Linked DNA regions of Homo sapiens: all the other regions are linked to region 3. The links are chromatin contacts, found by Hi-C or POLR2A ChIA-PET in ENCODE. All regions are on one chromosome and are shown on one strand. Each heading gives the region's core, a stretch centred on a gene start or an enhancer-like site at or near the end of the contact. The rest is flanking DNA. Distances are from core to core; before and after follow the strand shown. Region 1 holds the start of RGCC (regulator of cell cycle). Region 2 overlaps DNAJC15 (DnaJ heat shock protein family (Hsp40) member C15). Region 3 has its middle 32 kb from the start of LINC02341. Region 4 holds the start of EPSTI1 (epithelial stromal interaction 1).

Region 1 (3,060 bases), core at 40-2,539, 940 kb after region 3:
TCCACTGGCACTTGTTCCACATCTGCAAAGTTACAGCTGAGAGGGGAGAGGCACGGAAAGGAGAAGAGGAGGGAAACTGCGGAAAGGCCTGGTGCAGGTCCAGGGAGTCCTGTCTGGCTGAGTCGGGACAAGCTGCTTAAACTCGCCTGCCTGGTGACACACCCGTGGGCGGCAAGTGAACCAACCTGCCCTCCAGCGACCTTTCCCGTGATTATCGTCAGGGGCCCCGCCACCACTCGGCCTACTGCGTTGAGCTTCAGGAAACCATTCCTCAGTTTACTGATAAGAAAACTGAGGCCGCAGCCTTCGCGGGGCAGGTCCTGGGAGCTGGGAGATCCCGGCGCCATCCTAGCGGGGGCCGCACTTACTCTCCGAGTCGCTGAAGCCGCTGCTGTCGCTGACACTGGCGCTGCTGCGCCGCTTCATGCGCTCCAGGTGCTCCTCGTAGTGGAAGTGGCGCTCGTGGAAGGGCGACGCGAAGTCGGCCAGCACCGCGTCAAACTCGCACAGCGCGTCCGACAGGTCCTCCGCGGCCGCCGAGTCCAGGGCCGGGGCTGCGGGCAGGGCCAGGGGCTCAGTGCACGGAAGTCAGGGGGGCAGCGGGACCACCTCCCAGGGCCAGGAGGGGCCGCCACGGTTCCCGAAGATAACTGACACTTGGCGCCTCTGCCAAGTGACAGCCACGCAGTCGCTGTTACCTTGTAATCTTCTCCACCACCCCCGAAGTGCGTTCTATTACCAAGTCCGTTTTACAGACAAGAAAACTGAGCCTTCGCCAGGCCCAGGGTCACCCAGCGACTTGGCGCGGCCAGATTCCTCCCCAGGCGCTGCCGGTTACCTGTCCCCGCCGCTCCCCCCAACCCCGGGCGCGCGCGGAGCTGGTGGTGGAGGGAAGGTGGGACATGGGGGCCAGCCCGGGCCGGAAAGGAGGCTGCAGCCGCCCGCGCGGGAAGACCGGGGACAGGTTCCCGCCGGGGAGGATGGAAGGGTGGGGGGTGTGAAGGGACGACACGGGGCCCCTCCTTTCTCACCCGCCATCTGCAGAGCCGAGACTTTAAGGGGACCCCGGACCCCGCACTCACCTGCGGCCGCGGCGGCCGCGGGGCTGCCCTGCGCCGCGGGCGGCTTCATGAGGCGGCTCAGCTGGGCCCGGCGCGCGTGGCCTTGGGTCCTGCGAGGTGGCAGCCGGGGCTATTCGGGGGCTTGCTGTCCCGCACACTTCAGCCCTGCCAGTCCCTTCGGCGCTGCGCTCCAGCCGCGCCGCTCCCAGCACGGTCCGCGCCCGCCCTACCACCGGCTCGGGTTCCTAGATCTTATAGCCTTCGGCGGCCGGAGCGGAGGCGGGGCCGGGGCGGGGCTGCGGAGCCGGGGCGACGGGTCTGTCCCCGCCGCCCTCCGAGGAGGCCCCTGCCCCCAGGCACCGCCCTCGCCACGCGCCCGCCCTGGAACCGCGGTGACGAGGAGTCGCCGAAGCCCCGGTTACAGCCCCAAATATTTACCCGCCTCTCGCCCCCGCGCCCTGACAACCCGGCCCACGCGGTGTCCTCGGCGTCACCAGAGCTGACTGCTGGGCGCGAGCTCTGCTGCTTCCCGCCGCGTGCCAGGCACCTCCGCGAGCCGCAGCTTCCTCGGCTGTGAAGTGGACGTGGGCATGCAGAGCCTCCCTGGCTGGCGGTGAGGGACGAAGGAGCCCGCGGCCGTGTCCCAGTCGGGTGTCGGGGACGCGGAGGTCCCCTACGCATTGTCCCAAGGGGACTTCCGAGATGGTGGGCGGGCGGAGTGGAGAGGGTCGGGGCGAGAGGGGCAGGAGTTGGGGGAGTCCTGAACTGTTCCCACCGCGGAGCGCGGGGGCCTGAACTACGGTCCAGGGCGCTCCCGCCAGCCTGACTTTATCTAGAAGGGGTTTATTATGGGAAGAAACTACTGCGTCGACGCAGCGCGAACAGGGCGCCTTGCAGTGTCCACGGAGTAACGAGCCACCCTGCCCCGCGGCCTGCGGGGGCGAACGCCCTGGACTGTGCGCTGAGCTAGGCGCTAGCCTCTCGCCTCTCACCACAGACGGCTAATTAAATGTAGAGCAATTAACATGTAACGGAGTGAAACATTCAGCCTCCACTCCCAGCTAGTTTTTGTATTTTTAGCAGAGACGGGGTTTGTCCATGTTGGCCAGGCTGGTCTCGAACTCCCGACCTCAGGTGATCTGCCCACCTCAGCCTCCCAAAGTGCTGGGATTACAGGCGTGAGCCACCGCACCCAGCCAGGATTTGTTTTCAGAATATAGAAAGACCCATCTACAAAGTAATCACAAATAGACAACCTGGTAAAAATTAAAAATGAGCAAAACATTGAAACATACACCTCACAAAGGAGTATATGTTAATGACCACTAATCATATGAATAGTCCTCCTCTCTTGTCTACTCTGGGTGGCCTAGGGATATGCTTGTCTTGTGGAGGCACAAGCACTGTGGGCTCAAGAGTGGGGAGCCTCTTTCCCTGTTAAGGGGAGGACACCACTGGGATCTCTGGTGCCATCTCCTGCAATGGATCCTCTGATGTGGGGTCGAACAGAACTTCAGGAGTTGATTTCCCTGGGTGAGTGGAGCGGGATCCTTCCTTAGCTATCTGTCCCTTTGCTACTAGTATTGCTGCTGCATGCCCTCAGCCACTGTGGGGGTTCTAGCACCAGCTGTCACCAAGTGTCTATGTATGGGAACTGGTCTAGGTATCTTTACCAGTTACCTTGTGCCACGCCTTAGAAACAAGGGACCTGTCCAGGCTTCCTTCTGATGGCCAACCCACTTCTAATGGTGCGCAATCTATTTCCCACAAGGTTCTAAGTTCCCCTGGTGGTCTAGTGCTTAGGATTCGGTGCTCTCACCGCTGCTGCCTGCGTTCGATTCCCGGTCAGGGAACAAAGAAATGGAGCATGGATGAGCAGCGGACAAAACCCCTCAGACAGCGGATTAAAGAAGGAAGAGTTTTTTTTATTCCGCTGGGAGCTTCGGCAGACTCGCGTCTTAAGAGCCGAGCTCCCGGAAGGAAGACAGAGTTCCTGGCC
Region 2 (3,118 bases), core at 206-2,705, 650 kb before region 3:
GTCTTAGAGCTCCCAACATGGGGTGGGCCGCTCCCAAAATGACGGCAAGCCTTTTGTTCTCTGACCTGGGGTTCTTGGCCTCACAGATTCCAAGAAATTGAACCTTGGGCCATGTGGTGAGTATTATAGCTATTAGAAGCTGTGGGTCATGGAAGAGAACGGTGGAACCCAGCAACCAGTGTTCAGCTCGATTAGGGCACTTAGCCGTGCAGTAACAAAGGCGAGCCTTTAGCCTGATCAGGTGCGGCAATGTGCACCTCACTGGATCAGAAACGCAGTGGACACCCTGCTGGATCCAGAGGGGTGTAAGTCAGCGGCAGGTCTGCGACGGCAGCAAACAGCAGCGGTGGACAGCGAGCAAAAGCTCAGCTCGAACCGTAACAAACACGGACCAGAAGAGTGTGCAGTTGCAAGATTTAATAGAATGAAAACAGAGCTCCCGTACAATGTGAGAGGACCCAAAGGGGGTTGCCCACTCTCTGCTCCAATGCCTGGGTTTATATCCCAATCACTGCCCCTCCCCCTGTGCTCTCAGGCGATATATGATTTGACTATTTCTTTACCTCCTGCTTTTAGCTTAATTTGTATTTTAGTGAGCCCTCTTTACTACCTGATTGGTTGGGCGTGAGCTGAGTTACAAGCCCTGTGTTTAAAGGTAGGTGCGGTCACCTTCCCCAGTTAGGCTTAGGAATTCTTAGTCGGCCTAGGAAGTCCAACTAGTCCTGTCTCTCACCACCACCGAGATGTCTCTTGTAGCTCATATTTTATGTGTACCATACTGGTGACCGAAATTATGTTTTGAAATGGGAAAATATAATGGACAATGCTAGTTAAACTTAATTAAAAATCTAACATATGGTCATGCTTCAAAATATCCTGGACCAGGTAAATATATTCAAAAGTCTCACGGAAGACAAAGAAAATAAAGTTAGGACCTTATGTCTGGTAAATTTCCTTACAAAAAAAAAAAAATGAAGATAATCCACAGGTTATGTGGAAAACATGAAAGAATAACTAATTTGTTAAACAAACATTAAGGAAAATAAACTCCCAATAAAAAGGTTAGGTAATTTAGCAAACAGGCACTTGAAGGCTATTTCCCATCTCTGACTGGTTCATTAATTAATTCAATAAATACTCAGTATTTACTATGTGCCAGTCATGATTTTAAGCCCTAGGGATATATCAGACAAAATCCCTATCCTCATGAAGGTACATTTTAGCAAGAGAGACAGACAACAAACAATTTTAACAGGAAAAATATATAATTATTTTACGCAGTGATTTGTGCTATGGAAAAAAATTAAGCAGATAAAGAAGTAGGTATGTGTTTGTATGGTGAGAGTGAGGGAAGAGAGAGACCCTCTCACATTGTTTTATATTTTATACTCAGTACCTGTTTTAAGAAAAAAACAAGGAAGTGAAATCAAAGACAGGCAGCCTGGCCCCAGGCCCAAAACCACGCCCGAGCCTGCATGGCCTAAACCTAGTAGTTAAAAATCAACTCATGACTTAGAACCCGATGTTACCCATAGATTTCAGGCATTGTATGGAAGAACATTGTGAAACTCCCTGCTCTGTTCTGTTTCACTCTGACTACCAGTGCATGAAACCCCGTCACATATCCCCTAGATTGCTCAATCAATCACAACCCTTTCATATAAAATCTTTAGTGTTGTGTGCCCGTAAAAGGGACGGAAATTGTGCACTCGGGGAGCTTGGATTTTAAGACAGTAGCTTGCCGATGCTCCCAGCTGAATAAAGCCCTTCCTTCTACAACTCGATGTCTGAGAGGTTTTGCCTGCGGCTTGTCCTGCTACAAGAGCAACAAATTTAAAGTGAGTAGGGCAAGCTTCACTGAAAAAAATGACTTTTGGAAAAAAATTAAAGCAAGAAAAAGGATTCCTTAGATTTTGGACTAGCAATGGGAACAAGTGTAAAGTCCCTAAAGCACAGGTGTGCCCAGTGTGCCTAACGAATAGCCAGAAGGCCAGTGTGCATACAGCAGGAAGAGAAAGAGAAAAAAATAGGCAACAAGGTCGAACAGGTCACAAGGGGAGCAGATCATGCTGGGCCTTATATGGTCAACATAAAGACTAGCTTTTCTCCGAGTGATACAGTACATCATTGTTTTGAGCAGAGGCCTAAGATTATTTCAATTAAAATTCTAAGGATCATTCTACTTGTCATGTTGAGAATAGATTGTAGAGGATGAAAAGCAGAGGCATGGGGATGAGTTGTAAGTCTATTAAAATAATCCATGAAAGAGATAATGGTCACTTGGGCTACAGCGATTAATGATGGAAATGAGGAAAGTGGTGAGATACTAGATAGAGTTCGGAGGTAAGGCCAATAGGATTTGCTGAGACACTGGATATGGAGTCAAGGTTTTGAAATGAGAAAATATAATGGACAATGCTAGTTAAACGTAATTAAGAATCTAACATATGGTCATGCTTCAAAATACCCTGGACCAGGTAAATATATCCAAAAGTCTCTCGGAAGACAAAGAAAATAAAGTCTTTGCAACCAAAAGGAACTAAAAGGACCTTTTAGTTGTCTTGAGCAACTAAAAGGAAAAGAGAAGAGTCAAGGTTATTGTCTTGAACAACTAAAAGAATGACACTAACTGCCTTTTGCTGCAAGGACTGTGAGAGGTCTGTGGCAGAGAAAGGGTATGTCATGAACTCTCTTTTGGACTTACTTTCTAACAATATGCCGTGACGAGTATGATAAAGCCTAAGTGAAACAGTATGAGAATTCCTAACACCTAGAGGGTAAATGGAGAGGTCTCATCTACTAATGGAAAAGAAGAATGAGCCAGATGTTTGGAAAACATTCATTCTTTGTTATCTTGCAGTGAGTTAATTCTCAAGGGTTAATCACAAGCAAATCACTTTCTGCTGAACTCAGTGTTTTATGCTGTCTTACTATTAGGTTCAGTCTCCACAAAGAAAACTCTTTGAATTTAAACAACAGCAAGTGGAAAGGAGAAAAAAAGAGAGGAAACAAGAAAGACTGCTGGCAAATCAATATAATTTGGGTAAAAGAGGTATTATACATGCAGATTAGAATAAGGAGGGGAGGAGAATTTACATTCAAGAAAAAGTGTCAGACA
Region 3 (3,061 bases), core at 330-2,829:
CATCCTCAGTCGCTGGCCCTTCCTGTATTTAGGCACACAATAGTTGCAGTTCCTGGATGGCTCCTAGGATCAGTAGGTTCCCTACTTCATGGTCTTCTTCCTCCTCTCCTTTCCCCAGTCTTGACTATTTGGCTCCTCCAGCACTAGTTGATAAAAGAAACTCAAACCTTAGACACCCAAAAAGTCAATTATTGTCCAAAATCCTTCATAAACAACTATGCTGAGAGTGCCTAAGGGCCAGGCATGCATCATAAGTAGCCTGGGCTTGAAATGAGTGAAGATGTAAACAGAGCATGCTCTCAAGAATTCTGTTAAATGATTTCTCACTCCTAACTCCTACACATAAGGGTCAGGACACTTTCAGTCTTGAGTGACAGAAATTCAACTCAAATTAGCTTAAATCAAGAAAGAAATCCATGAGTTTATTCACTGAAATGCATTTGACCTCGGGCAAGGCTGATGTAAGGTTTCAGACAATGTCATCATACACGTGCCTCTCTCTGCACCTGCTGGACAGGTGCTCTCCAAAAGGTGAGAAGGTGGTTGCCAGCATAGAATTCCAGTGGAATGAAAGTAGTTTCAAATAGTTCCAACAGAAAGGTCCTGGGAAGCCTCTGCTTGGGTCATGTGCCCATTTCTAAACCACTCCTGGGTCACGTGGCTTCCTCTGTGGCAGGGTGGGTCTGGCTCCAGTTGTGGAATACGTTCTCCACCAGACAGAAACATCCAGTTCCTAGAAGAATGGAAATAGATGCTGGACAGGCAAAACACCCAATGTCTCCCACACCACGCTGAGCCAGCAGTGAACCAGAACTGTAGAAACTCTCAGCAAACTGGGATGCCAAATGCATCCAGGGAACAGTCTTCCAAATCTCACAAGTTTCCAATAAAAGACAAAGAAAGAGCGGAGGCTGGATCTCTGGAACATAACAATGTGGCACTCTATTTCTTTCTATTACTGGATAAAGTGTTTCCAGTGTGGTAGAGCTAAGTAGCCACAGACTTTGCTGCAATCATCAAAATGTTTTTATGACTCATGAGATAAATGAGAAAAACACACGGAAGAGTCAAAGTTACACTGAAGTTAGATTGTAATCACACCCTTTACTTCTAACAACCCGCTGCTGACAAAGTTTCCTGCTGAGAGCACATTACTGACTTATTTTCTCCACAGAGGGCATCTATCAATCCTAAAGCAGATTATCGCCTGGACAGATTATGTGAGACCTGCTTTTCACACAGGTTGGTGTCCTGTCAACAATCAATGCAGCTCCTGTCTCTACCACTGAGGCAGTCTGCTGAAGAGAACACTGACCCACTGGCCCAGGAATCCAAATTTGGGGATATTGAGTCTTCTGATGGGCCACAAATCAGCTTAAATGACAACACTTTCTTTAAACACTACACGAAAGGCTCATAAGTGGATGAGGATGCTTTTCTGCACTAAAAGGATCAGTCCTCTCTCTAGTAGCGAGGACACTTTAACACCCTGATAGTCCTTCCAGGAAGTAGAGCTTTCTGAGATAGGCCTCCAAGTCACAGAAGAGGGCCTCAGACAGAGCTTTCCCTGACTTTGTGGTAACTGGGGTTTTCTCACCATCAGGCCTCTGTGCCTCCAATAGGCCCATGTCTCAGTAACAGCAAACCACCAAAATTCATCAAGCACCTGCTATGTGACAAGCATGGGAACACAAAGATTAATAGGGAGAGATATTCCCTGGCAAAATGGCATTTTGAGCTCAAGTTGTGGGCCCCCTCATCTCTACTCCAAACACAGCAATAATATGTAAAACATGTATTTCTGCAATAAAAATAAAATCACACTGAAAAATCAGATAAATACTTCCATGAAAAAGAAAGAGTAATAAATAGTGTCAAAACCATGGGCCTCTTGGTCTCTTGGTCAAGAAGGCATAGATGACCAAAGTCTGATTCTTTTGGGGTAACAGGGAGCAAAACCTTCCAGATATGGCAGAGGACCCAAGTCAGGATCACCACCTGAAGCCAGGCATGGTGCTGAGCTCCCTTGTTTGTAAAAGGAGGTGGAAAAGCTAAAACATTGGCCTTTCTATAGGCCAGTGGATGGGCAGGAAGCAGGCACAGCCCTGGAGCCCCGTCCTGGGGGAAGCCACCCACCAGCTGAGTGGCTACATGTAGGTATCCCCAGTACATGAGGTAAGAGCCCATCCACCAACATTCAACCTGGATCCAGAACAGAGTTCCTGGGAACCAGACAGAGGCAATGTCAAAACCATTAACTGGGGAGGAAAATAACCCAGAGCTATGGGGAGAAGTGAGCTCCTCAGGAAGAGCATACAAACCTAAATTTGAAAGAAAATTTAACAGGAAGAAAGTTAGACAACAAGCTCAAAGACCAGCAACATTTACTCCCTCCAAATAGAAACACCTGAGCAATCTCAAAAGCATTTAAAAGAAGCATGCTTAAAACCCTCAGAGATAAAGGAAGTAATTACATCTATGAGAAACAAACAAACAAAAAAAGCAGATATGAATAAACAATATATGGTTCTGAAAAGCAACCAAATACTAGTCCTGAAAACAGAATATACTGTCATTGAAATTGGAAGCTCACAGACTGCCCAGAAGATAGCACAGAAGATAAAAAGAAGACATGAAAAGGGTCATCAGAAGCCAAGAGGACAGACTGAGGGATTCCAACAGAAGACTCACAGCAGCCCCAAAATGAAAGAATAGAAGAATTGGTGTAGAAAAAAATATATAGAAGGAACTAACAGTTCATAATTTTCCAGTATTGAAAAAAATCATAGATTTATAGTGAACACTGGGCATCAAATATATATATTCCTAACTAGATGCATTGTAATGAAACTGCAGAACATTGCTATAGAGAAAAAAATTTAAAATCTAACAGGGAAAAAGACAATCCACAAAAGAGTAGCAATAAGACCAACAGCAGACTTCTCATCATTAACAACAAATATCAGAAGACAGAAGAGTGATGTGATCAAAGCTTAAGGAAAAATAAGTATTCTTTACCTATTTGAACTATCATTTAAGAAGAAGGTGAGGTAGATATTTT
Region 4 (2,947 bases), core at 315-2,814, 600 kb before region 3:
CCTTGGGCCCCATCCCAGACCTGAATCAGAAACTATATATATATATTTTTGAGATGGAGTCTCTCTCTGTCGCCCAGGTGGAGGTGGGGTTTCGCCACGTTGGCTAGGCTGGTCTTCAACTCCTGATCTCCAGGTAATCCTCCTGCCTCGGCCTCCAAAAGTACTGGAATTACAGGAGTGAGCCACCGTGCCTGGCCATAAATCTGTTTTAACGCACCCTCCTCCAAGTGGTTCTGATGCTTACTGAAATTTGTGAAACTCTGGCCTACTCTACAAAACCCTAATGTCTTAGGATGGCATAGAAATCCTGACTGACTTTCCTACCATGTTCCTTGTCATTATTTTCTCCTCTCCTGTCCCACCCTGGCCCACCCTTCAATTTCATTCTTTCATTAGCTATCAAACCTGTATGTGTCTTTTTGTTCTAAGCACCAATAATATAAGGAAGACAGTCCAGCTCCTAACTGTCTTGCTGACCTAGGACTGGGGTGCTCCAGCCACATGACAACCCCTGGAATTAAGTACACACCATGTCATTTTAAGTGACAAGCCTCTGCCATAGCATCTCCTTCTTCTTGGTGAATTCCTATGTCTTTGGTGGCTCATTCTCAAATGTCCCTGTTCCTGAATTACTCAGAGGGCTAATCCCCAGTTTCTCTGTGCCTCCACAGCTGCCTGTCATTTCATTTATCCCAAAGTGGCATTCCCATTTGTTTACCTGTCTACTAGGATACTCCTAGAATGCAGGTAGCATGAGGGAAGAGCCTTCACTCATCTTTGTGTAGACGGCATTGTGACCCTGGTGACCAACCCTGGCACACATCAGAATCATCTGGGAGCTTTTCAAAAATATGAATGCCAGAGCTCACCCCTGAACCTACAGGAACTGAGCCTTACACATCCATATTTTAAAATGTCCCCACATCACCGTTGCACACTGTTCTGCACAGAGCAGGTATTTTTAATAGTTCTCGAATGTCTAGTCAATTACTTAGCAAGGCTGCCTGGAGAATCATGTCTACCTTAGCTTACTTCTCCGGCTTTGTAGGTTTTTGTTTTCTTTTGATTTCAGTTTCCATTTCCTCTAACTTGAAAGTATGTGCATTGGTAACAGCCACACAGCAGTCATTACTGATAAAAGGCGACATTTTGTTGAGATGATTTTAGTTATTGACCTAATCTCTGGTATTTTAAGGTTAATATATTTTTTACAGTCTCAAATATCCAGCGGTAACCTCAAATTAGAGTTGCCTGTTAAACAGTTTCTCAAGTATCTTTCAGGATTGTAGTCACTCTGCGGGCTAATCGCTCACCAGGTGTCCGTGGCTGATCCCAGTTATTCTGATTAACCTCTAAGGTGATTGTGAGACTTTAAACCGTCTCACCTGTAGCCGACCAAGCCAGCTCAAGTCAACATCCTGGGCTGTTAACCCGCGATAAGGTCGGACGGGGCCTCAGTGGAGAATACGTGGGGAAGTTCTCTGGGGCGGGCGCAGTCTGCTGCTGATTCTGAGAAACCGAAACTCAGCTGTTAAAACCGCTGCCTCTGCACTTTGGAATCCCATCTTGAGACTCGCTAAGCGTCCCAGCCGCATCCCTCCCGCAGCGACGGCGGCCCGGGACCCGCGGGCTGTGAACCATGAACACCCGCAATAGAGTGGTGAACTCCGGGCTCGGCGCCTCCCCTGCCTCCCGCCCGACCCGGGATCCCCAGGACCCTTCTGGGCGGCAAGGGGAGCTGAGCCCCGTGGAAGACCAGAGAGAGGGTTTGGAGGCAGCCCCTAAGGGCCCTTCGCGGGAGAGCGTCGTGCACGCGGGCCAGAGGCGGTGAGTATTTTAACAACCTGGCTTCGGGGCGGGAGCCCGGGCCCCAAACATACTCACTCACAAGCACCTTGGTCCTTGGAGTTTAAAACCACAGGGGCCCAACAACAGGGATTTTGACTGAATGAAAGCTCATTTGCTTAAATGAAAGTATCCATGCCGCACCTTATAAATTGAGTCGGCTAGTTTGCAGTCCTTTGGTAAATAACCAGCCCGGTTCCTTCCAGGAATACTACTTTCCTGATTTTTGTGACTGGCTACAGGATTGAAAGATATGGGTGTGTCGGAACTGCCTAGGCATCCAGTAAGATGTCATTTTCCAGGTATCTCCAGAACTCATACTCCAACCAGTATGGAAATAACTTTTCCCTTACTGTTTTTAAAAATTTGGTGCTGGGCCAGGCGCGTTGGCTCAAGCCTGTTATCCCAGCACTTTGGGAGGCCAAGGCAGGCAGATCACCTGAGGTCAGGAGTTCGAAACCAGCCTGGCCAACATGGTGAAACCCAGTCTTTACTAAAAATAAAAAATAAGCTGGGTGTGATGGCACGTGCCTGTAGTCCCAGCTACCTGGGAGGCTGAGGTAGGAGAATCGCTTGAACCCGGGAGGCGGAGGTTGCAGTGAGCGGAAATTGCGCCATTGCACTCCAGCCTGGGCAACAGAGCGAGACTGTCTCAAAACAAAACAAAACAGAAAAACAAAACTTGGTGTCCTAAACGGAATTACTGTATCAGACACTAACAGGTAAGGGTCAACAAGAAATGTGATATGGGGTAGAAGGTTCAAATTCTGCCTCTAGGTAGGAGCAAGCCTACGTCCCAGCAAGACTCGCAGATAAACTAGCCTCTTACAACCAGAGGAGTGGAGCTGAGAGAGTGAGGAGGTGAGTGACCATAGTACCTCTCATCCCTGATGTTGATATGTGCTCTATGCAGGAACAGATAGGTAGCTTTTATTCCTGGTCTTTGGTTCAGGGACTGCAGTGAGTATCCGGGAAACATTTATTAAGCAAGTGTCATGAGCCTCTCTTTCTAGCCAATGGAATGAACTTTAACTCAACAGTATGGTTTATCACAACATCACTGCCTTTGAAGTGCTGCCTCTGTGAATTGGAACTGTCCAGA

What was found. A loop is a pair of places that touch in the nucleus more often than their neighbours do. ChIA-PET counts read pairs that join two places held with the same protein, here RNA polymerase II (POLR2A). Pooled maps may share reads with other maps.
Region 1: a map of naive thymus-derived CD4-positive, alpha-beta T cell shows a loop between it and region 3 (3-fold over the local background). The contact joins the promoter of RGCC here to the enhancer-like site in region 3. A Hi-C loop is called at or near these places in 1 of 168 maps with a recorded cell type or tissue (naive thymus-derived CD4-positive, alpha-beta T cell), 1 of 37 single-sample maps with no recorded cell type and 8 of 50 pooled maps. POLR2A ChIA-PET finds 5 or more read pairs at or near these places in 1 of 52 experiments (activated CD4-positive, alpha-beta T cell).
Region 2: a loop to region 3 is called in a pooled map, with 4 times the contacts of the local background. The contact joins two enhancer-like sites. A Hi-C loop is called at or near these places in 1 of 168 maps with a recorded cell type or tissue (naive thymus-derived CD4-positive, alpha-beta T cell), 11 of 37 single-sample maps with no recorded cell type and 12 of 50 pooled maps. POLR2A ChIA-PET finds 5 or more read pairs at or near these places in 1 of 52 experiments (activated naive CD4-positive, alpha-beta T cell).
Region 4: a loop to region 3 is called in a pooled map, with 6 times the contacts of the local background. The contact joins the promoter of EPSTI1 here to the enhancer-like site in region 3. A Hi-C loop is called at or near these places in 1 of 168 maps with a recorded cell type or tissue (GM12878), 8 of 37 single-sample maps with no recorded cell type and 13 of 50 pooled maps. POLR2A ChIA-PET finds 5 or more read pairs at or near these places in 4 of 52 experiments (activated B cell, activated CD4-positive, alpha-beta memory T cell and activated naive CD4-positive, alpha-beta T cell).

Annotation. Positions count from the first base shown.
Region 1 is chr13:41,455,779-41,458,838 of GRCh38, reverse strand. RGCC (regulator of cell cycle) reads right to left here and starts at 1,289. Exons shown (of 5, transcript NM_014059.3): 1 at 1,083-1,289; 2 at 369-554. The coding sequence starts at 1,131. RefSeq lists enhancers at 247-376, 426-1,103 and a silencer at 677-1,516.
Region 2 is chr13:43,044,013-43,047,130 of GRCh38, reverse strand. All of the region lies in intron 1 of DNAJC15 (DnaJ heat shock protein family (Hsp40) member C15), which reads right to left. Among named protein-coding and RNA genes, the nearest start is that of DNAJC15, 22 kb to the right of the region's middle. RefSeq lists enhancers at 307-982, 1,324-1,383, 1,484-1,533. Within about 2 kb of position 1,455, at least 16 of the 41 ENCODE cell types and tissues checked have a DNase peak (open chromatin) inside an H3K27ac peak, as active enhancers do.
Region 3 is chr13:42,391,414-42,394,474 of GRCh38, reverse strand. No RefSeq gene overlaps it. Among named protein-coding and RNA genes, the nearest start is that of LINC02341, 32 kb to the left of the region's middle. Within about 2 kb of position 1,579, at least 3 of the 41 ENCODE cell types and tissues checked have a DNase peak (open chromatin) inside an H3K27ac peak, as active enhancers do.
Region 4 is chr13:42,990,858-42,993,804 of GRCh38, reverse strand. It overlaps EPSTI1 (epithelial stromal interaction 1), which reads left to right and starts at 1,564. Exons shown (of 11, transcript NM_033255.5): 1 at 1,564-1,827. The coding sequence starts at 1,640. RefSeq lists enhancers at 931-1,170, 1,431-1,550.